Linked DNA regions of Homo sapiens: region 2 is linked to region 1. Evidence: read pairs that join two places in POLR2A ChIA-PET (ENCODE). Cell type or tissue: A673. All regions are shown on one strand. Links, peaks and the distances in the headings refer to the core of each region. The heading gives the core; the rest is flanking DNA.

The links. Peaks named below come from ENCODE experiments on the same cell type or tissue, not always from the same donor. Only the 100,000 strongest peaks of a DNase experiment are listed, where the experiment ranks them.
Region 2: POLR2A ChIA-PET joins it to region 1 with 10 read pairs; 5 of 35 experiments call an interaction of 5 or more read pairs at or near these places.

What each region holds. Positions count from the first base shown.
Region 1 is chr17:78,090,079-78,102,052 of GRCh38, forward strand. TNRC6C (trinucleotide repeat containing adaptor 6C) reads left to right here. Exons shown (of 23, transcript NM_001142640.2): 16 at 1,362-1,529; 17 at 2,855-3,046; 18 at 3,542-3,685; 19 at 7,667-7,783; 20 at 8,265-8,459. Among named protein-coding and RNA genes, the nearest start is that of TMC6, 33 kb to the right of the region's middle. In A673, for the core only: no CTCF peak of the experiment used is centred there; no DNase peak of the experiment used is centred there.
Region 2 is chr17:78,035,387-78,047,360 of GRCh38, forward strand. The region is part of intron 4 of TNRC6C (trinucleotide repeat containing adaptor 6C); the gene reads left to right. Among named protein-coding and RNA genes, the nearest start is that of TNRC6C, 83 kb to the left of the region's middle. In A673, for the core only: CTCF peaks have their summits at 5,636 and 5,836; a DNase peak (open chromatin) is centred at 5,565; H3K4me3 peaks cover 1,992 bases; H3K27ac peaks cover 1,848 bases.

The DNA of each region.
Region 1 (11,974 bases), core at 1,868-9,867:
CAGCCCTGTGGCACTGATGGGCTTGCAAAGGCGTTTTGTTAGGTCTGCGAAGTGTGTGTGTGCATGTGCATAGGTGTGTGTTAATGCCAACATTCAAAAATTGGGGAAAGTGGCTTCTGGCTTCTCTTAAAAATGGCTATAGTGGGTCTATGTTCCAGGTAGCAATAGGTGGTTGGCCCCAGTAGCACCTGTTTATTTAGACAGGACAGACACTCTCTGGTTTGCCACAGTCCCCATGAAGCCCACTTCTTCATGTGCATGGCCCACCTGGCTCCTATGGGCATTTGAATTTGCAGCCTCTGAAATAAAGGTAAGAACCAGAATGTTCAGCACCTGGCTAAGTAGTAGAGGCTCACTGTGCTTACGTACCGTGTGGCGTAGTACTTACGGTAAGGACCTATGGGGTATGTGTATGTGGTAAGGGGAACTGCAGCTGGAAATACAAGGGGAGGGGGGCGCTTGTGCTGGTTATTCCCTTCCAAACAAGCAGTCTGTCCTGCTCCAAACTAGTGTCCTCATCAGAAACTCTTTACTTCAACCTTCTTTTCATTGTCCTCCTCATCATCTTTCTTTATTAACCTAGCTTAGTGCAGGTCCTGGACAAATAACCAGGTACCTGCTTTTAGCTATAAGGAATGAGCCCAGAAGCCTCAGCTCACCATCCCAGCTGGGGGCAGATGGCAGCACCCCCGCTGTCAAATAGTTCAGTTCCTTAAAAGTAGTTTGATACTTAATTCACAGACTCTTTCAGAGCAGACTTTTGTAAAGGAAACTCACTAAAGGTAGAACTGAATTATCCTATCAGTCTGTTTCATAGGTGGTACTTTAGAGTTCTGGAAAAGTGTTTTTGACCTGATGAGTTTCCGTAAGATATCCCAAAACAAAGAAAGATTTTCCTAATAGTTTGGACTTTTTCTATTTTCCTGTGGACTCTGAGAAGCCTCAGGACCATGTTTATTCAGCACTGAAACAAGTAAAATGAAGAGAATTGTGGGCCTTACTTAATCAAAGACTATTCACATTTTCACCTTAATTTAGGAATAATATTCCTAGAAATACATGTTGTTATGACGATAAGTAGTATTTTTTCACCAGCACTAAAAGTTATAGTTAAAATATTTTGCTGTATCCCAGCTACTTGGGAGGCTGAGGCAGGAGAATCGCTTGAACCTGGGAGGCGGAGGTTGCAATGAGCCAAGATTGTGCCATTGCACTCCAGCCTGGGCATCAAGAGCAAGACTCCGTCTCAAAAAAAAAAAAAAATTTGCTGTAAGCGAAGACTGAAATAGCTTCTATAGGAGAGCTTTAGAATGAAGTCATTTAGAGGAGCAGGCGAATCCTAACCGCATCTCTCTCTTTAGCTGGACTGAACCCAAACATGAATGTCAACAGCATGGACATGACCGGTGGCTTGTCGGTGAAGGACCCATCCCAGTCCCAGTCACGCCTCCCCCAGTGGACGCACCCCAACTCCATGGATAACTTGCCCAGTGCCGCTTCCCCCCTGGAGCAGAACCCTAGCAAGCATGGTACGTCTGAGCTAGGATGCCTGTGGTGGGATCACTGCTGGCTTATTAATCGATCGTCCTGTTGTATAGCATGGCCATTCTATACTTTTCTAAGAATTGAGCACTGAAAGTTGGATTTAAAATAACCCATTCCATTATAGTGCATATAAGATCTCAGCTAGTCACTGATCAAACTTCTTAAAACCCAACCATTAGATCTTAGCTACAAACTTAGAAATAATTTGAAAACCCCAGAGCAGCAAAGAATCTAGGTCATAGCCTGTGTACTTTTTTTATGTATCTATATTCATCAACAAAAACTTGAGTCTGCTGAAATGTTTTCAATAAAATGGTAAAACATAAATAGAAAATCAAATATACAGTATGTATGGGAACTGCAGCTGTAAATACTAGGGTGCATTTCTGTTGGTTATTCCCCTCCATCCAAGCAGTCTGTCTTACTCCAAACTGGTGTCCCCATCGGGAACTCTTTACTGATGGACACACGAGTAAGGTGGAAGCAAAAATGATAACCATAGGAGGTAATCTCACTCTCAAGCATTAAATTTAACTCTGAACTTCCTGGTAGAATAAACAGCAAAGGAAATTCAGTAGGTTACGTAGTTCTCTCTTGATAGGAAGCATTCTAAAAAGAAAAAGGAAACTATGTCTCATGGTTAACTTACGGAAAATCATCACACACTGCTGGCACCTTTCTTAGCAGGAGGGCTCTGCTGCCTGTAGCTGGTTGGTTTGGTTCTGTATGAATTTTTAACATCCACTGTGTTCTTCCGTAGTGAGGGTTTCAGACTAAAAGGAGGGAAGAGATAACAGCAAATTTGATAGCTAATCACAAAGACTCATAAGTTGTCCCCAAAAAGATTTATTAAGGGCAGCTTCCCATGGTATGGATATGTATTTTGTAAAGACTTCTTACTGGACAAACTGAAATTGTTCTTCAAGGGTTTCAATCTTTCAGGGCTGAAATTGTAGCTAACTGAAACAGTCACTGGCCAGGCATGGTGGCTCACACCTGTAGTTCCAGCTACTTGGGAGGCCAAGGTGGGAGGATCGCTTGAGCCCAGGAGGTTGAGCCCTGATCACATCACTACACTCCAGCCTGGGCCACAGAGTGAGAAGTTGTCTCAAAAAAATAAATAAATAAATAAATAAAGTCATTGATTCTTACAGAATCCTAGACAGACCAAGTCTTACAATTCATGTAACTGAATAGGGCAAGGCATTGGACCTAGAACAGAAGGTACATAGGGAGGCTTAGGGTATCTTCTGGTGTCTCTCAACTGGAGAGTATTCACTCGCTTCTTTGTTTCCTATTGTCCCCATAGGTGCTATCCCTGGAGGTCTAAGCATTGGGCCTCCAGGTAAGTCCTCCATTGATGACTCCTATGGCCGGTACGATTTAATCCAGAACAGTGAGTCACCAGCCAGTCCTCCCGTAGCTGTTCCCCATAGCTGGTCACGTGCCAAATCTGACAGTGATAAAATCTCAAATGGCTCTAGCATCAACTGGCCCCCAGGTAAGACCATGCAACACTTCTGTGCAACAGCAGCAGGTCAGAATGTGCTCCAAGCCTGCAGAGAGTGATTAGGCTGAGAGGACCCAGAATCTGAGCTAAGGATCTGGAAGCGTTAAGCCCAGAGCTTTGGCATTTTCCTTGGAAATCCATTTGTCAGATCAATTTTGGGTATGGTTAGCATCAGGCATTTTTCTGTAAACCCTTAGTTCAGCATGAGGAGTGGAAGGGGTGGCAGGGAGGAAGCACACTGCACACTATCCGGTAAAACTATTCCAACCCTGTGTGAAAACTAGCTTAATATGATAGCTGTGATACCTGGTTCTAGTTTGTTCCAAAGGATTGATTGCTTTAATGAAAGAGAGTATAAGGTGTACCTCTAATTTAATTAGCAGATTATAAAAATTTCTACAAACAGGACAAAACATCTTTTAAAATTTCGTGAATCAATGTGCCGGTGTTCTGATCTGTGGCTTCTCATTTTGGTTTCTTAAACAGAATTCCATCCGGGAGTTCCATGGAAAGGACTGCAGAATATTGACCCTGAGAATGACCCTGACGTCACTCCTGGCAGTGTCCCCACTGGGCCTACCATCAACACCACCATCCAGGATGTCAACCGCTACCTCCTCAAGAGTGGAGGTGAGGGTGCTGCTCTTCCTGCCTCTGCATGGACGGTCTCTCTAGACCCATTTGGAGATGTCAGGGGTGACAGGTTGGGCTGTGAGGCAGGGATGATACAAGGCACAGTTGGCGGGCACCTTTTCTAGTCACCTGAAGCAGCATGAAAAGACAGCAGGTAGTGCTTATGGAGAAATGGAAATCAATTTGAGTTTCTGCTGGATTTTTTATTATTATTACTTTTTTTTTTTTTTTGCGATGAAGTCTCACTCTGTCGCCCAGGATGGAGTGCAGTGGCATGATCTCAGCTCTCTGCAATCTCCACCTTCTGGGTTCAAGCGACTCTCCTGCCTCAGCCTCCCAAGTAGCTGGAATTACAGGCATGTGTGCCACCATACCAAGCTAATTTTTGTATTTTTAGTAGAGACAGGGTTTTGCCATGTTGGCCAGGCTGGTCTCGAACTCCTGACCTCAGGTGTCGCCCATGCTGCTGGATTTATTGATAAGTAATGTCTTATCATAGAAGTGCCATCTCTGATAAAGTTTTATCACAGCATGCTATTTTGTGGAAGGAAGAGCTAGATTGCCATAGGTACTATCACTAATAAGGCCACCTAGATAGTTCCCAAAACATTGAATTTCCCACTTGAAATATGACTCATTGGAGCCATGTGTTTTGTGTTTGCTTCTTTTGTTTCTTTTTTTTTTTTTTTTGAGACAGATTCTCGCTCTCTTGCCCAGGCTGGAGTATAGTGGCGTGATCTTGGCTCACTGCAACCTCCGCCTCGCAGGCTCAAGTGATTCTCATGCCTCAGCCTCCCGATTAGCTGGGACTACAGGCGTGCACCACCACACCCAGCTAATTTTTTCTATTTTTAGTAGAGATGGGGTTTCACCATGTTTGCCAGGCTGATCTCGAACTCCTGACCTCAAGTGATCCGCCTGCTTTGGCCTCCCAAAGTGCTGGGATTACAGGCGTGAGCCAGTGTGCCTGGCTGCTTCTGTGGTTCTTTAAAGTGATAGGCTTCTAAATGTGCCTGTGGTTTGGCTGGAAAGCCAACATAAGTACAGATTGCCCTTTCTGTTTAATGCTGTGTATTCCTTGGGGTTACACAGCTGCTTTTTGGATGCAGCTGCGTTTCGGAACAGGGATGTTACGGGTGTCCCTGCTGTCAGACACAGCCAAGTGGTGCAGGAAAAGGAGCCGTGTAAGATGGCAGAGGACAGGTGAGGCGCCAGCCAGAATCAGAGACCCAGCCCTCCCCGCTTGTCACACCTGGTGGGGCACCAGGGTTGTGCCAGACAGGAAAATTAGCATATTTTGAGGGATGTGGAGAAGTGGGATGCAGGTTGTACAGATCCAAGTCATAAGGGAAGTTGGAAAGAATCGAAGTTGCATGGCAGAGCTTCCCGAGTGGTGCCCAGATGAAGCATCAGGTAGCCCCTTAGCCTCCAGGCAGAACCAGGGCCACTGGGAGTGGCCTCAGCCATCGCCTGAGTGTGCCATGGTGTGAAGAAGATGGCCCGAGAAACACGTGACAGCTGTCCTCAAGCTCCACATGCAGCTGTCCTCCAGCTCCATAGCCTGCCCAGTTAAGGAGATCAACTTGCGGGGAGGGCAGAAGAGAACCTAAGCCTAGGAAATGCATTGGCCTTTGAGATAAGGCAAGGAAATGGCATCTCCAGCCCTGAGCCTAAGAACCAGCCAGCCAGCCAACCTGCCAACCGGGGTGACTTGTAGCTCCAAGTGAACATCGTTTGACTTCCCGGGTGCTCGACGTTTGGGTCTTGAGCCTGCCCTGGCACTTGTACACAGACATCAGTATTCAGCAGTAGCCAGTTCATGTGGCTCATGCCAGGCCTCCCCTTCAGCTCGTGACCAGCACGAGGAACCTTGTTGCTCCACTCTGGTACCTCTCTTGGTTGTGTTTAGGGATACATTAGGGTTTGTTATTGAAAGAAAGGGGAGTACAATGAACATCTCTTCACGTAGAAATTGCTAACCAGAAAGCACTAGCAGGCCGAGCACAGTGGCTTACACCTGTAATCCCAGCACTTTGGGTGGCCAACGTGGGAGAATCACTTGAGGCCAGGAATTTGAAACCAGCCTGGGCAATATAATGAGACCCTGGCTCTACAAAAAATTAAAAATGAAAAAATTAGCTGCGTGTGGTGGCACACGTCAGTGGTCCCAGCTACTCAGGAGGCTGAGACAGGAGAATCACTTGACCTTGGGAGGTCAAGGCTGCAGTGAGCTGTGATTGGGCCACTGCACTCCAGCCTGGGTGACAGAGCAAGACTTCGTCTCAAAAAAAGAAAAGGCCTCCCAAAGCGCTGGGATTACATGCGTGAGCCAGTGCGCACGGCCGAGCTGACACCCTTTTAAAGTAAAGACCTTCTTGAGGGAATTAACACAGGAACAGAGAACAGACAGCTCACACGTTCCCACTTACAAACGGGAGCCCAACACCGAGTTCACACAACACAAAGAAGGGAGCAGCAGACACCGGGGCCTGCTGTATGGTAGAGGGTGGGAGGAAGGAGAGGATTCAGAAACTGCCTGTGGGGTACTGTGCTCACTACCTAGGTGATGGAATGATCTCTACACCACACCCCCACGACGCACAGTTCACCTGTGTGACAAACCTGCACATGGACTCCCTGAACCCAAAATAAAAATTGGAAAAAATAAAAGTGAAGACCTGCAGATTACCCATAAATGTTAACTTGCCTCAGCTCTGGTGCCCTCATTCTAAAGAGGTCCCTTGCAGCAGGGCAGCTGCAAACAGCTGTGCAGGTTGGACACTGCACGTGTCCAGGAGGTGCCACACACCTGGTTATTCACTGCACAACGCCATGTGGGCCTACGGCTGAGATGCCATGGCTTTTCAGAAACCGTCCGATTCTGTTTATGGTCATCAGTTTAGCAGCCAGACTGTGCTCATGTTCCCTCTGCTAGCCAGGATACGTGCACTGGCAGAGTCATTGTCCCAATTAGAGCTCTTTCCATCCTGTGTTCACCCCAACTGTCACCATTATTCCATCCTCGCTCTTCTTCTCCAGCTTCTTGCTTTCTTCACAGAATTGAAAGGGAGAGCCACATTAGAAAATATGAAATAAAACCAAGCAGCGAGGAGCTGAGCTTTTACACAAGGGATTGAGGTGCCTTAAGGATGGCCCATTTATCCTAAGTCTCCCTTTCAGGCACAGGGACAAGCTTTCCTCAAAAAACTACAGTCCTAGGGATAGAATAACTCAAGTCCATATACACAGTTATTAGGACAGATGTCTCTTAATTATTCCTGTATTTAAAAAGGGAATCATGAGCCGGGTGTGGTGGCATGCACCTGTGGTCCCTGTGACTCCGGAGGCTGAGGCAAGAGGATCACTGAGCCCAGGAGGTTGAGGCTGCTGTGCACTGTGATCATGCCTGTGAACAGCCACTGTGCTGCAGCCTGGGTGACATTGCAACAGCCCCATCTCTTAAAAAAAAATTTTTTTTAAGCAAAATATGAGTGTAAGCTGATGGGACACCCCAGTCAGAAGAAATACTCAAATTTTTATGGCAAATTTTGTAATAAAAGGCTTGGAGTTTTGTTCTTCCATTTTGTGGCCATTGTTTGAACTGTGAAAGGATGTAGATTGCCCTGGATTTTTATTTTACCTTATTTGGGAGAGGAAATCAGTGTGGTCCTTTAAAACTCTTAAAACATGGTATTTTAAGCATTCTGGCGGGAATTCTCAAAGAAGCTCATGCTGCTTCTTGCCCTTTGATTCCTCTGCCTTCAGCAACATCCCAGGCCTCCCTGAGTGGGTACAGGGACCCAGAGTAGGAGGCATGCCCCGTTTCTTCTTTCCCACATGTCACTTTCATGTTCAGGCTTCTATTAAAAATGGCAGCCTAGGGAGAGGTTGATTCCTGATGGTTCTCACACCCCACAGTTAGAGTCATGAACCCGGACACCGCCACCACCTTGCTCAGTGCCGTGTTTGGTTCTGCAGGGTCCTCCCCGCCATCATCTCAGAATGCCACGCTGCCTTCTTCGAGTGCCTGGCCACTCAGTGCCTCCGGCTACAGTAGCTCTTTCAGCAGCATTGCATCCGCACCTAGTGTTGCAGGTACGCGCCTGGCCTCTAGACTTGCAGGTAGCATTTTCTTTCTTTTCCCAAACAAAACTTTGACAGGCCCCAGCTTTTCCTATTGGCTCTTTACTCACTCCCTGAGCTGGGAGGCCGTGTGGCGTGATGAAGGATGGGTGGGGGCCTTGCCCAGGCACAGTGGGCACGCTGGGCACATCAGCTTGCACGCACATGGAAGTGGTAACGTCTTCTCCATACAAGTGTGTGGGCCCACTGCCTTCTCTCTTCCTTTCCCCCATGGCCACAAGACAAGGGCTCTGCAAGGTTTTGAAAACTTAGAGGCAAAACACTTCTGGGAATTTGTGGTTACTTGAGTTTGCCAGGGGCTTGACTTGGTGTTTCTTTGCCTATCACACAGTCTGCTGGTGTTAGAGAGCACTCTGTGTGGCTCCCCAAACACAGCAGTGAGTTTTCTTCTTTGTCTCAAGACTGCATATGCTCCATCTCTCTGCCTTTCTAGGTAAACTGTCAGACATCAAATCGACGTGGTCCTCTGGCCCTACCTCCCACACGCAAGCCTCTCTGTCTCATGAACTATGGAAGGTGCCCAGAAACAGTACTGCACCCACGAGGCCACCTCCAGGGTTAACCAATCCCAAGCCCTCCTCCACCTGGGGTGCCAGCCCCCTCGGCTGGACCAGCTCCTACTCCTCGGGTAAGCTCCATGCTCCTCGTGTTCCGATGGGGGCCTTACCCTTTAGGGGATGTGCTTATCACTTTGTCCTGTACCTCCTTTGTAAGGACCCCTGCCTGTAACTCTGGAGCCTGGGAGGGCTTAGGAGGGCACCAGGGCCACCCTAGATGTCCATCCAGGGCAGTAGCTGGGTGAGCCTGGTGTTTTTAGCATCAGCCTAGGTGTGCCGGCACGCAGCAGGTTTGCTCTGGGCCAAGAGGTCCCAGGCAGTTCCAGCACCCATTGAGGGCCCACACTGGCCAATTCTATCCTCAGGAGTGTGGCTGCCCCACACTGGGCCATCAGAGGCCTGCACAGCGCTTTAGGCTCTCTGCCCCCATGACTCCCCTTCGCACAGGGATCTGGATTTCTGCTTTTTATATTTGCTTCTCCACAAGATGTCACTGGGACGTAAGGCTTTTGCAGGCCCAAAACAAAACAAACCCCACCAGTTTGAAAAAACAACTCTCATAATATTGCAGCTTCTCTCAGGTGCTGCATGTCGAACCTCAGAGATGAAAGAAATGTACTGGGAATTTAGGAAACTGAAGATTTACACCAGCGTGGGCAACAAAGTGAGACCCCATCTCCACAAAAAATAAATTAGTGGGGCATAGTGGCACATACCTGTGATCCCAACTGCTGGGGAGGCTGAGACAGGAGGATGGCTCAAGCCCAGGAGATTGAGGCTACAGTGAGCTATGCTTGAGCCACTGCACTCCAGCCTGGGTGTAATAATAATAAATAACAAAATTTTTAAAATCAGCTACAGATAGTGTATTAGTCCATTTTCACACTGCTGATGAAGACATACCCGAGACTGGGCAATTTATAAAAGAATGAGATTTATTGGACTTACAGTTCCATGTGTCTGGGGAGGCCTCACAATCCTGGTAGAAGGTGAAAGGCATGTCTCACATGGCAGCAGACAAGAAGAGAGAGAGAGCTTGTGCAGGGAAACTCCCATTTTTAAAACCATCAGCTCTCATGAGACTTACTCACTATCACGAGAACAGCATGGAAAAGACCTGCCCCCATGATTCAGTTAACCTCCCACTGGGTTCCTTCACGAAACATGGGAATTGTGGGAGTTACAATTCAAGATGAGATTTGGGTGGGGACACAGCCAAACCATATCATTCTGCCCCTGACCCCTCCCAAATCTCATGTCCTCACATTTCAAAACCAATCATGCCTTCCCAGCAGTCCCCTAAAGTCTTAACTCATTTCAGCATTAACTCAGAAGTCCACAGTCCAAAGTCTCATCTGAGGTAAGGCAAGTCCCTTCCACCTACAAGCCTGTAAAATCAAAAGCAACTTAGTTACTTCCTAGATACAATGGGGGTACAGGCATTGGGTAAATACAGTCATTCCAAATGGGAGAAATTGGCCAAAACAGAGGGGCTCAGGCCCCATGCAAGACCAAAATCCAGCAGGGCAGTCAAATCTCAAAGCTCCAAAATGATCTTTGACTTCATATCTCGCATCTGGGTCATGCTTAGGCAAGAGGTTGGTTACCATGGTCTTGGGCAGCTCTGCAGGGTACAGCCTCCCTCTTGGCTGTCTTCACGGGCTGGTATTGTCTGCAGCTTTTCCAGGCACACGGTGCAAGCTGTCAGTGGATCTACCATTCTGGGGTCTAGAGGACGGTGACCTTCTTCTCATAGCTCTACTAGGTGGTGCCCCAGTAGGGACTTTGTGTGGGGGCTCCAACCCCACATTTCCCTTCCACACTGCCCTAGCAGAGGTTGTCCATGAGAGCCCTGCCCCACAGCAAAGTATTGTCTGAACATCCAGGCATTTCCGTATATCCTCTGAAATCTAGGTGGAGGTTCCCAAACCTCAGTTCTTCACTTCTGTGCACCCAGAGTCTCAACACCACGTGGAAGCTGCCAAGGCTTGGAGATTGCTCCCTCTGAAGCCATGGCCCAAACTGTACCTTGGCCCCTTTCAGTCACAACTGGAGCGGCTGGGACACAAGGCACCAAATTCCTAAACTGCACACAGCATGTGGACCCTGGGCCTGGCCCATGAAGCCATTTTTTCCTTGTAGGCCTCTGGGCCTGTGATGGGAGGGGCTTCTCTGAAGACCTCTGACATGCTCTAGAGACAGTCTCCATTTTCCCCATTGTCTTAGGGATTAACATGCAGCTCCTCGTTACTTAGGCAAATTTCTGCACCCAGCTTGAATTTTTCCTCAGAAAATGGGATTTCCTTTTTTTTTTTTTTTTTTTTTTGAGATGGAGTTTCACTCTTGTCACCCAGGCCGGAGTACAGTGGCGTGATCTCGGCTCACTGCAACCTCTGCCTCCCAGGTTCAAGTGATTCTCCTGTCTCAGCCTCCCGAGTAGCTGGGACTACAGGTGCCTGCCACCATGCCCAGCTAATTTTTGTATTTTTAGTAGAGATGGGGTTTCCCCATGTTGGCCAGGCTGGTCTCAAACTCCTGACCTCCCGTAATCCACCCATCTCAGCCTCCCAAAATGCTGGGATTACAGGCGTGAGCCACCGTGCCTGGCCAATTTTCTGAACTTTCATGTTCGACTTTCCTTATAAAACGGAATGCTTTTAGCAGCACCCAAGTCACCTCTTGAAGGCTTTGCTGCTTAGAAATTTCTTCTGCCAGATACCCTCAATCATCCCTCTCAAGTTGAAAGCTCCACAAATCTCTAGGGCAGGGGCAAAATGCCGCCAGTCTCTTTGCTAAAACAACAAGAGCCACCTTTGCCCCAGTTCCCAACAAGTTCCTCATTTCCATCTGAGACCGCTGCAGCCTGGACTTTATTGTCCATATCCTTATCAGCAATTTGTCAAAGCCATTTCACAAGTCTCTAGGAAGTTCCAAACTTTCCCACATTCTCCCGTCTATTTCTGAGCCTTGAGTTCCAACCTCTGCCTGTTACCCAGTTCCAAAGTTGCTTCCGTGCCAAGACCAGCTTGATCAGGGAGACCCTAACCCAGAGGCACTAGAGGAATTAAAGACACACACACAGAAATAGAGCGGTGTGAAGTGGGAAATCGGGGGTCTCACAGCCTTCAGAGCTGAGAGCCCTAAACAGAGATTTACCCACGTATTTATTAACAGCAAGTCAGTCATTAGCATTGTTTCCGTAGATACTAGATTAACTACAAGTATCCCTTATGGGAGATAAAGGGATGGGTTTGGCTAGTTATCTGCAACAGGAGCATATCCTTAAGGCACAGATCGCTCGTGCTACTGTTTGTGGTTTAAGAACGCCTTTAAGCAGTCTTCCGCCCTGGGTGGGCCTGGTGTTCCTTGCCCTCATTCCGGTACACCCACAACCTTCCAGCATGGGCGTCATGGCCATCATGAACATGTCACAGTGCTGCAGAGAGTTTTTTTTATGGCCAGTTTTGGGGCCAGTTTAATGGCCAGATTTTGGGGTGGGGGTGGGAATCACGGGAGTTACAATTCAAGATGAGATTTGGATGGGGACACAGCCAAACCGTATCAGATAGTTGGAAAGTAATGGTTT
Region 2 (11,974 bases), core at 1,824-9,823, 55 kb before region 1:
TTGAAGATGAGCTATTTATTTCATATGCAGCACAAGGTCTTGCTTATAGTAGGTGTTGAGTAATGCAGGTGATAGTTGTTAGTGTGAGACTGGTGAGACTTTGAAATATACAACAAATATGTACCCATCTTTGAAACACCATTGTGAAGCAGAGTGTTCACAAATCCCAGCTACCTGACAGGCTGAGGGAGAAGGATCGCTTGAGCCCAGGAATTCAAGACCAGCATGGACAACACAGCAAGACCTGTTTCAAAAAAATAGTCAAAATTTTTGACTGACTAAATTCTAAAACAGTGCAGTAAAGCTTTCTCATCACTCTGTGATTTGTGTATATTTTGAAGTTTCACTTGTCCTTCCTAGAGTTCTCTTTTTCATATTATAGTTGTTTAATGAATTCACATCCAGGTGAAATTCTATTGGTGTATTCCCGAGGAGTAACCAGATTTCTGGTCGCAGTGAAAGTATTTTTAGATACAGTTTGAAATAAAAGCTCTTATCAACTTTCTTAAAAGTAATACATAGATTTTCATTGTACTTTAATCTGTCACTTTAATGTGGAAGTGACTCCTACGGTCACTTCTACATTAAAACAAAAAAACAGAGTTTTATTCATGATTACATTTCTCTAACTTGTAAGGTTCAGTTAAAAAGAAGTACAAATGCTGGGTCCGTAGAACTAAGACTGAATTAACCAAGCAGGGGGCCGCTGAGGGAGGCGTCCTTAGGAATTTAGCAGTACACCATTTCTGATGAAGAGCAAAGTGAAGCTTGGAGTTCTTTCAGCTTCGCACACGAATTTCTGTGTTTTTCCCAGGTGTCTTAGTACGTAAACTCTTTGTGCCCTCCCCCCAGGTTTTAGTGTGCTTAGCGAAAACTAAAGAAAGTGAAGTATTCGTGGAAGGAATTGACGGAGTTTGAGTCACCTTTGTCATAGTTTTAAAAAGCTGCACGGTGGAGATTTGTGGGCATCCTTGTTTCCCCATAACTGAGTATTTGACCAGTTGCCTGCTGCTTTCCCATGGAAGTAAGTGTTATAGTCCTGTACTGTGCTAATGGAAAACTTACGTGTCCATTCCAGTAAACAGAGAGGATTTACAGATAAAATTAAACAATAGAGGAGCAGAAATGGGAAAGTTTTTAAAGAGTTAAAAGTGGAATTTGTAGCGTTTTTAGCTGTGTAAGAATAGATAAAATGTATATTTATATACTGTTACAGTACAAGGCAACGGGCGAAATTAGAGAAGAGACTTACATAGGCCGGGCGCGTTGGCTCACACCTGTAATCCCAGCAGTTTGAGAGGCCGAGGCAGGTGGATCACCTGAGGTCAGGAGTTTAAGACCAGCCTGGCCAACATAGCGAAACCCCATCTCTACTAAAAATACAAAAATTAGCTGGGTGTGATGGTAGGCGCCTGTAACCCCAGCTACTCGGGAGGCTGAGGCAAGAGAATCACTTGAATCCAGGAGGCAGAGGTTGCAGTGAGCTGAGATCACACCACTGCACTCCAGCCTGGGTGACAGAGCAAGATTCCATTAAAAAAAAAAAAGAAAGAAAGAAAGAATGGAAAGAGACTTAGTCTGACAGTTATTTATTTCATTATTCTTTTTCTTTATATAGAATATGCTTCCTAACGAGATGTAAATAGTAGATTAATCTGACTCTTAAAACATTTTGTCATAATTCACCTTTTGATTTACATTAATCTGCAAGCTTGCTTCTATAGAAAATTGCAACCACACATTTTGCCATTTCTTAGACAAACTAGTGTACTGGCTTCACACTTTTTCACTCTTTTTCCTTTTCTTCCTATATGAGAATGTTCAGGCAGCAGTGCCACACTCGGCTTGCACAGCTCTGAGAAGGGAAGAAGATGCTAGCCTTTCAGAACGGTGGTTTTGTCATGTGTGTCTTCATTTGTTCATTGAGCAGAACATTTGTTGAATGCCTACCAAACATCACATACCCTGCACTGGGGATGGACAATTCATGAGTGAAGTGTTTTGGAATAACCAATAAGTAAGTCAGCCACTTCAAGGTATTGTAACAGAGATAAGCATAGAGTGCCACATGGGAAGGACAACTAACCCAGACTACGGATAGGGGACTGCAAGGAAGCCTTTCTGGTGGAGGTGATATGAGCTGAGTTTCAAGTTAGCTGTGCTGGGCAAAGAAGGTGAAAGGGCGTCGCAGATGGAGTGACCTGCATGCATGAAAAGCGCAGACCCGCAGTTGTAAAGCCTCTCAGTAAGCGCTGCAGGCTCATTGTGGCGGGGGGCAGTGGGAAGATGTAAGGCTACAGAAGTTGGCTGTTGGTATTACTAAGTAATAGTAATAAACCAGCATAAAAGCTTCTTTTGGTAATAGAGCCAAATTAAATTCAGATTTAAAGCTCTTCCTCCAAGTTGCTTTTGGAACTTGATAGACTAATTCCAAACTTCATCTAGAAGAGCGAATGTACGTGAATAGAAGAGCCAAGAGACTGAAAAAGCATAATGAGCTATCACTTTGAGCTGTGATCCTCTAGTAATTTTAACAGCGTGTTTCTAGGGCAGGAGTAAACACAGATCCAGGAACTATGATATAAAGAGAGCAGGGGGAAAAACAGATGTATACACGGAGAGTTGCAGATCACTGAGAAAATAGTGGTTCAGATCAATATCGAGTGCTAGAAAGCCATATGCAAGACAAATATAAGAACTACAGAAAGATGACGTAAGAGAGTATTTTCTAAATCTTGGGATAAAATTTTAATCATAAGCCATGAAAAGAAAGACTGACAAGTTTGAGTGTATAAAAATTTAAAAGTTTTGTACATGAATATGAATAAAATCTGAGAGGACATGTTTACAGTGTAAATAGCAAAAGATAAATATCTCAAAAATACCAAGTGTTCCGACAAATCAAAAGAAAAACAGTCCCATAGAAGAATGGGCAAAGAATGTGAACGGGAAGATCATAGAACTACCACAAATGGGTCCTAAGTATGTTGAAAGTATTCCCTTGTGGCTGGGTGCGGTGGCTCACGCATGTAATCCCAGCACTTTGGGAGGCCGAGGCAGGTGGATCACGAGTTCAGGAGATTGAGACCATCCTGGCTAACACGGTGAAACCCCATCTCTACTAAAAAAAAAAATACAAAAAATTAGCCGGGCGTGGTGGCGGGCGCCTGTAGTCCCAGCTACTCGGGAGGCTGAGGCAGGAGAATGCCGTGAACCCGGGAGGCGGAGCTTGCAGTGAGCTGAGATGGTGCCACTGCACTCCAGCCTGGGCGACAGAGCGAGACTCCGTGTCAAAAAAAAAAAAAAAAAAAAGTATTTCCTTGTAATCAGGGAAAAGATAAATGGAAACAGCATTGATAGATCACTTTTCACTTACCAAATTGTCAAAACTTTAAATCTTGTTAATATTCCTCTATTGTAATAACACAGTACTATGGATTGAGTGCTTATCATTTGCAAGATCCAATTGCTTTACACATATTAACTCATTTAATCTTCTCAAGACCCTGTAATCACCGCAGGCGACCAGCGAGAGTGTGGGAAAAGGCGACGCTGGTGTGCTGTTGGTCGGAATGTAAGGAGGCATGTGGCAGGATTTATCAAAATGTTGGGTAATATGACGTAGTACATCCTGCAGACACCTAGAGCACAGCTCTTTACTGACGACTGAATGCTCTGCATTTGTCCTCTGCCCAGTGGCATGAATTAATAACAGGCAAGTTGGAACGTGTCGAGAGGCAGTAGGGACAAAAACAGAGTTGACTGTATTCGTTACAGAACAGGCACAGGTGTAGATAGCATTAGTCTTCCAGTGACCAGCAATCTCACTTTATCCTGTGATGATAAAGAGCAGCCTGTGTTTGAGAACCAGTTGAACTTTTGCTAGGCTGCAGGTCCCCACAGAACAGCAATTTCAAATCTTGCCCCCCCCCCCCACTCCCTACCTCTTACCAGGTCAGCCATCCCCTCTGTTCTTGGTGTCACCTTCTTGCCGTCACCCACGTTGGCCTGGGCATTGGGCAGAAGCTTCATTGGTTTTGTAGCGTTATTGATGTCAACAAGTATCCCATTTTAGAAGGTAACCAAGACTTCTAATACTTGCATGCAAAAATAAGTCCTAGATGCTTTTAATATTCGATAATGCTGATGTTGAAGTGAAATTCAGTCAAGTGAAACCAATTTTGTAATGGGCTGACAATTCTAAATGGAGCTTTCCAGCGTCCAGCTGACCCTCCTGCCAGTGGTTAATGCTGTGGCTGTTGTCAGGCAGCATCCTGTGGCTGCCATCCCTCGTGGGAAACACAGGCTTGCACACAAGGGCATCCAGAGCAGACAGGGCAATAAAGGCCTAGAAATGCCCACTAAGGACTGGGAGAACAACAGAGGGGAGCCTACAACAAGCCCGAGAGGAGGAGGGCCTGTGGGCATTTCAGCTGTCAAAGGGCTGTCCTGAGAGCCCGCTGCCCCCAGGCAGCCCCAGAGGACAGAGGTGGAACAAGAGTGGCGGAAATGTAGGGTGGTAGGCAGGGTTTTCAGATTTCTGGAAGAACTTTTATTCCTTCCCCCTTCACTGGCAGTAGCCAAGGAGAGATAGTCAGTTATTGCCAATGGTGGAAGGGCTTCTGCAAGACAGGTAGGCCAGGGTGCCTCCCAGCCCTGGTTCCAGGTTCTCTTTAGGTAAAGACTGTTATCAGCAAATGAAACATTGGCCTTCTCATAAAATAATACAGGGGAAACTAGATTTGTAAATTCATGTATTGATTTGGATGGGAGTATATTTAGCCAAATAGCAACAGATCTTAACTGGGAAGATGAGTATTAGTACGTACAGTGATTTCCAGAGATTCCAAAGAATGCCACCTGATCATGTCAGGTTCAGTGCAGATTATGTTTTGCAAGTCTGCAGGATAGCTCCAGCTTGAAACACTTGAGAGCTTTTATCTTTAAAAAATAATAATAATAATAAGTTCTTGTGCCAAAGGCAGAACAATGTATTGTTTTGGTGGCTGCTTTGTACATTTATAAACAGAGGCTTTGATTAATATACGGCAGTGTTTGCTACTTAGATCTTTTTTAGATAGAGGCAGGAAAGTAATTAAGAAGCTGGACACTTGCCAGTTTACATATGGGGCTCATTTAGAATATTACAGCTAGTGTTGGCATGCCAAATGTTTAGGAGTTGTTTAGAAAAAGGGAGAAAGAAGGAGCGGAAAACAAAGGCAGGATGAGAGAGCCGCAGTTTATTCGCCTGCAGCCAATAGGCAAAATGCCGTTATTCTTTTGGCTGACTTTCAAAAACACAGAAGAAAAGTGGCTGTGATGCTAATTGTAACTGGGTCCTGAAGTGAAAATGTTTGTGACAATCGAAAGAATTTAAAGAGGAAGGAAGATCGGTTTAGTGTCAGCTGCAATTAGATAATCAAAGCTGTAAAATCCCATCCGTCCATGCCTCCGCCCCTAGTTGAAGGGGATGAGTCGGGTGCCTCCTGGAGTAGAAAGGGCATTGCCCAGCCCTGCCCGGCTTGCGGCCGCGGGCGCCCGCGGGTGGCCCGGACGCAGACTGGCCCCGGGAGCTTCCTGGCAGCTCCCTGGCAGCTCTACAGGAGGCGGCTCTCGCTGTACCCAGCCGACATGTTGTAGCGAGAGGCCAGGCGAGCCTCGATGCAGGCGTAGAGGCAGCTGTGCACGCGAGGTGGCGTCTCCTAGGAGGGTTGGGCGGCACCGTCTGCAGGTATTTCCTCACCCGTCAGCCCCTCGTAGAGCAGGAGAAACGGAACAAACACGGAACAAATAGTGGCTGCTTCTCGCCAGTCCGTTTGTGACATAACATTCCAGCGTGTGAGTGGTAGCCCGGCGTCCCTAAGCTCTTGGCTGCAATTCAGATTGGATAAAATGGCGTCTTGGAAAAGAGCTGCTTGCTAAAGATCTGCCGCACGGAGCAGAGACTTACCCATGGCTTTCCCTACTGTGGTTTCTCTCTGCTGGGCTGGCACGGGCAGGCCTTCCCAAATTAGGAAGCAAGCCTCCTTTGCCCCCAGTTTCCTTCTTTATTTAATAGACTCTTAACCTTGAGGAAGCAATCTCATTTTACTGCCGTTTTGAAGAAAAACACAAGGCAACAAACTTATTCTTTTGGACACTATTTGTGTTTCCAATAAATCTTGTACTGTGTTCTGCGTTTCATAATTCCTTGTATTTATAGTAGTTGACAGATGAAATGTTTGGGAGTCTGTCCAGCAATGGAATTTTGAATTCAAAGTACTTTCTCCCTGAGATCTTTACACCCAGTAAATGCAGTAGAGGGGGAGGCATCTTTGGTTTTCAAAAGCTGAAGGCTGTTGTAGCATTTATCCTGCCCCTGAAAACCAAGCAGCGAAGGATTTGTGGTATCAGTAAGCCTTAGTAAACGTATACTATCAACTGTTGAAAGCATTGCGAACTAGTTTTTATAATACATATTATTTCAGTTAAAAGGACTGTGATGATAAAGAATGAACACATTTACTATTTGTCAGTGTTAGTACCAGTACAGCATTCTGCACACCTCTGAGTAAATCTTGTCCACACTTTCATATCTGATTAAATCTGATACCTAATTAAAATTTTGCTTACTATGGCTTTTGGAAGCTCTTCATTAAATATTTTCCAGGAAAATTTTATCTTTATATGCTAACATTTTGGAATTTAAAGACAAAGGAAAGCTTTTCTCTTTCAACCATGCTATTATGTAATCCTTTTTAATTTAATCACTTAAGACAGTTACGTTGCTTAGATTTTTATAGACACCTATTTATAGACTGTAAACCACTTAACAGCAGAAGAAAAGAGAATTTAACGTTATACATGAGCTTCATTTCTTTTTTCTTTTTAAGGCTTTTTTTAGGGGAAAAATTATTTGATAATAGAATGTTGTGGTGGGAAGAGCACTAGATTATATTCTGAAAACTCAGATTTCAGTTCATTCCTTACTGTTTATTAGTTACAAACCCTGGCCACTTAGCCTCTCTGAGCCTGTTTCTTCATCTGTAAAACTGACATTGTTTGTAAGGGTCAGCTAAGCCGACGTGTATGGAAATACTTCAAACTCCGAAATGGTATAAAGTATGTGATGTCTTGGTTCATTTCAGAGTTTTCATTCATTTCAAAATGGCTGCTCTTAAAATTCGGTCATTTCACAGATTTTTTTTTTTTTTTTAACGAAATTTAACCTTTTAGACTGCATTTTCATTTTTGGAGTAAATCCTGGTATTCTGATTAAAAGAATATGTGGTGATGGTGGTGATGATGATGGTGCTATTGGTGATGGTGATGATGGAGTTGGTGATGATGGTGGAGATAACAATGATGGTAGTGGTCATCATGATGCTGGTGGTGATCATGGTGGTGGTGCTGATGGTGGTGGTGGTGGTGTTGGTGATGACGGTGTTGGTGATGGTCGTAACAGTGGTGATGGTGGTGGTGGTGATGATGAGGAAGAGGAGACATTCAGGGATTTGATAGAACTAAAAGCATATTTTAATTAGCTCAGTATGCAATACAGTCCCCGGTTTGGGGGTTTTGTATGTATAATTTTCAGAGAGATTCCTAAGCCTACCCTTCAAAAAAGAGCTTATAAGTAGTAGGTGCTTTTCTCTTTCTCCGTGAACCTGCATTGAATTTTCAGTAAAATTAATTTGTGAAGAGCCAGATCATTTGATGAGGTGGAAGAACCAAGAAGTAAGGAACAAGAGAGCAGCTGAAGTATGGAAAAAAAGGAAAAAAGAATAGCAGTATGTCTCATAATGGTAGCCAAAGGTGGAATGTCAGCAGCTGCAGCCTGAAACTTCAGTGGGCTGGGCTGGGCTGGGCACACTCCCTGCTCCTCTCCTGTGACAGAAGATGTACCAGGCCACAGTGTGGCCCCGAGGCTGCAGCCTATCCCAAGAAGTGCAAGGAGGCTATAGAGGTGGGAGAAAAGAGATGGTTGGTTGGTTGATTGGTTCCTTCTTAAGTAAAATAGCATTGTTCCAAATTGACTTCTATAGTAAAACATATTTTTTATAATTTTTTTTATTTCTGTGGGTACATAGAAGGTATATATATTTATGGGTTACATGAGATATTTTGATACAGGCATGCAATGTGTAATAATCACATCAGGATAAATGGGGTATCAGTCATCTCAAGTATTTATCCATTGTGTTACAAATAATCCTATTATACTCTTTTATGTATTTTTTAAATGGACAGTGAAATTATTTTTAGCTATAGTAAGCCTGTTATGCTAGTAATTACTAGGTCTTATTTATTCTTTCTGATTATTTTTTGTACCCATTAACCCTTCTCCACTTCTCCCCACCCCTCACTCTCGCACTACCCTTCCTAGCCTCTATCTTCATAAGTTCAATTATGTTCGTTTTTAACTCCCACAAATAAGTGAGAACATGCAAAGCTTGTCTTCATGTGCCTGGCTTATTTTAATTAACATAGTGACCTCCAGTTCCATCCATGTTGTTGCAAATGACAGGATCTTATTCTTTTTATGGCTGAACAGTATTCCATTGTGTATATCTGCCATATTTTCTTTATTCATCTGTTTATGGACACATAGGTTGCTTCCAAATCTTGGTTGTTGTGAGTAGTGCTGCAGCAAACATCGAAGCTCTCTCTTCAATATACTGATCTCCTTTCTTTTGGGTATATACCTAGGATTGAGGTAGTATAACTTATTATCAAACCCTATCTATGTTTTCAACATAGATTCATAGTCTCAGTTGTAATTTTTTCTAACTAAAAAAGATTTTGAGCTATCAGTTCCTCTTGTACTAACTTCTCTGAATAGATAACCCAGTATTTTTGCAAGTAACTTCAGTTAAGTTGGTTGCTAGTCAACATGGCAACCTAAGCTTAATCTTAACTTTACCTTCAAGACTGAAAATTTAAGCATCATTTATATTACTAGCAAACTGCTTTCAAGTATTGATAAGAATTATTCATTCATTCAATGTATGTTTATTTACTGCTTCTTCTCTGTCAGATACTCTGCTGAACACTGGCAGTAAAAATAGAGCCAGAATAGGTACGCCTTGCCTTCATGGTGTTTACAGCCTAGAGGGAGAACCAGCCAGTCACACGATGACTCACACTAGAATGTGTGCTCCATGAGAGAAAGAAGTCGTTCATCTTGTTTATGGCTGTGTCCCCAGCACAGTAGCTGCATATAGGAGGCACTCAATAATAGTTATTGTTTCAATTGAGTTGGCAAGCTCTGGGCCCATGAGCCACATCTGGCCCATCACCTATTTTTGGAAATAAAGTTTTGTTGGCACACAGCCACACTCATTCTGCTTTTGTGCCACAGCAGCAGAATTGAGTAGTTGTGACAGAGACTATATGGCCCACAAAGCCTAAAGCATTTTGGCTATTAGGCCCTTTACAGAAATTGTTTGCCACCCTGGTTGGTCTAAGTGACTTGAAAGGAAGACTGTTACAATGAATGTATGAGGGAGTCCTAACTAGGGAACAAAAACGTCCCAAATTAAATGTCCATGGATTTGAGATGGGAAAAAAGAATAGACATTGAGCCCAGGCAGGGGATGGCACCTTTAACAGCCCTGTCTTTGGGAGGGCAGGACACAGATGGCACCTCAAGGAACTGTCTGGAGCACAGAGCAGGAGAAAGAATGATATGAATGGCCTCAAAAGAGACCCAACCATTGGTGACCCACTGGGCATTCATTTGGAAAAGAGCACTGTATGCAGTGTTGAGCACATTATTGTGGGTGGGGCAGTAGGGGGCATGGGAAGAGACCTGTTGGAAAGTTATTTACAGTAATCCAGTCAAGACATGAGGGTGCTTGGAACAGGGGCAGTCAGAGGGAAGTTTTATTTCTTGTTTTAATGGAAAAGGTTCTAGAAATACCCAATATGTAAACTCAACAGGCATGACTTCATCCTTATGGCATCCTATATGGCCATCCTTAGGGCACTTCAGCTATTGGGGATGGATATTGGCCTTTGTAGAAGTGACTTTGCTTCCTGCCAGTATTGCCCCATTGGTGGTTATTTTGCTGTGGCATAGTTGAGATCTACACCTCAAAGCCCGGGAAGGTCTGAGTAGGCGGCGTCATTGTAGTGGAAGTGGTTCCCTCAGAAGATGGACGTGCTTGTTCAAAGCAGTCTGGGCTGTACAAGTGCAGCTGATTGGTGACTTCAGCTAGAACTCAGATTGTAGCACTATGCATGTATGGTTTTGTTTGCCCAGGAAGCATATATTGTTTGCCTATATGTGGCAAGCATTTTGAATGGAAAACTAAAAAGATATTTGCCACGCCCTCAAGGAACTCACCTTCAGAAATTAGACACTTAATTCAGGGATCAGATGGGTTTTTAATCAGACTGCTCTGCCGCCTGATTTGTATCACATTTAAACATAAAAATTAAAAATTTTGAAAATATTTTTTCAATAGAAGAAAGTATATAGAAAATAATATAACTGTGTTCACAATAGAGATTTAACATAATATCATGCCATATTTGCTTCAGGGCTCTCTATTTTAAAAATGTTATAGGTATCATCCTCTAACCCCATTCTGGTCCCCATCCCACCCCCAGAGGGAACCACAATTCAAAAATTGTAGTGTTGTGTCACTTTCATCTACAGTGTGACATTAAAGTGCATTTCTTGATTATTAATGAGGTTGATTATTGTTTCATATGTTAATGGCTTATGAGTTTTCTCTTTTCTAAATTGCCTGTTCCTATCCTTTTCCCATTTCTGGTTGGGTTGTTGGCCTCTTTCTTACCGATTTTTAGGATTCTTTTTTTTTTTTTTGAGATGGAGTCTCACTGTGTTGCCCAGGCTGGAGTGCAGTGGCACAGTCTCGGCTCACTGCAACCTCCACCTCTTGGGTTCGAGTGATACTCCTGCCTCAACTCCCAAGTAGCTGGAACCACAGGCGTGCACCACCACACCCGGCTAATTTTTGTGTAAGTAGAGACGAGGTTTCACCATGTTGGCCAGGCTGGTCTCGAACTCCTGACCTCAGGTGATCCACCTGCCTCGGCCTCCCAAAGTGCTGGGATTACAGGCGAGAGCCACTGCGCCTGGCCGGGAATTCTTTAAGCTGATAACCATACATTATCTGTTGTATCTTCTCCCTGCCTGTGGCTTGTTTTTTTAGCTTTCATTATATGATATCTTTTGTTATATAGATGTTTTTAATATTAGCATAGTCAAATTTATCACCTGTTTATGTCTTACGTATTTCATGTCTTCTACAAGATGATACAATGTCCAAGGTCATAGAGATGGTCTCCTTTGCTTCCTTAATAAGCTTTAAGAAGTTTTGCTTTTCCTAATTCGCTCTTTACTTTATCTGGCATGTATACGATATAAGGGATCTACTTTCATTTCATGTGGCTAGACAGTTGTCCAACAGCATTTATTAGCCACCAGCTTATAATGCTATCCTTCTTTCAAACGTGTCATATAATTGAGTATGAACCTGTCAAATTGGGGGCTGAGCAATCCTCAAGTCCTCAAAGTAGACCATTAACAAAGGGCAGATCATTTTACAGTGTGACTGTTGTGGAATGGAACCAATAATACTGTGTATTCGAATGGCACCTCACATATGGAAAAGAATGCATTGGTCAGCCAGGTTGTTAACCCCCTGCTTTCTCGGTGTGGGTTGCAGTGAGTGCTGTCTTAGTCAAGAGGCAGCCTGCCTTATGGCACAACCTGTCCATGAGGGAACCCAAACTGATGGTAAAATGAAATGTGGTAATATTTGCTGGCAACAAGCCATAATCTCTGTGTGTTAACTTGGTCTTATTTTCTGTGTTAAATGAGGAATGGCTTATTTATCTCTTTAGTTAGTTATTATATTAGATAGTTTTTAGAGTATGTGCAAAACCAAATTGTCATAAACCAGGGTTATAGAGCCAACCCCTAATAATTGGCAGTGAAAAGAACCTAGTCATTTTATAGCAG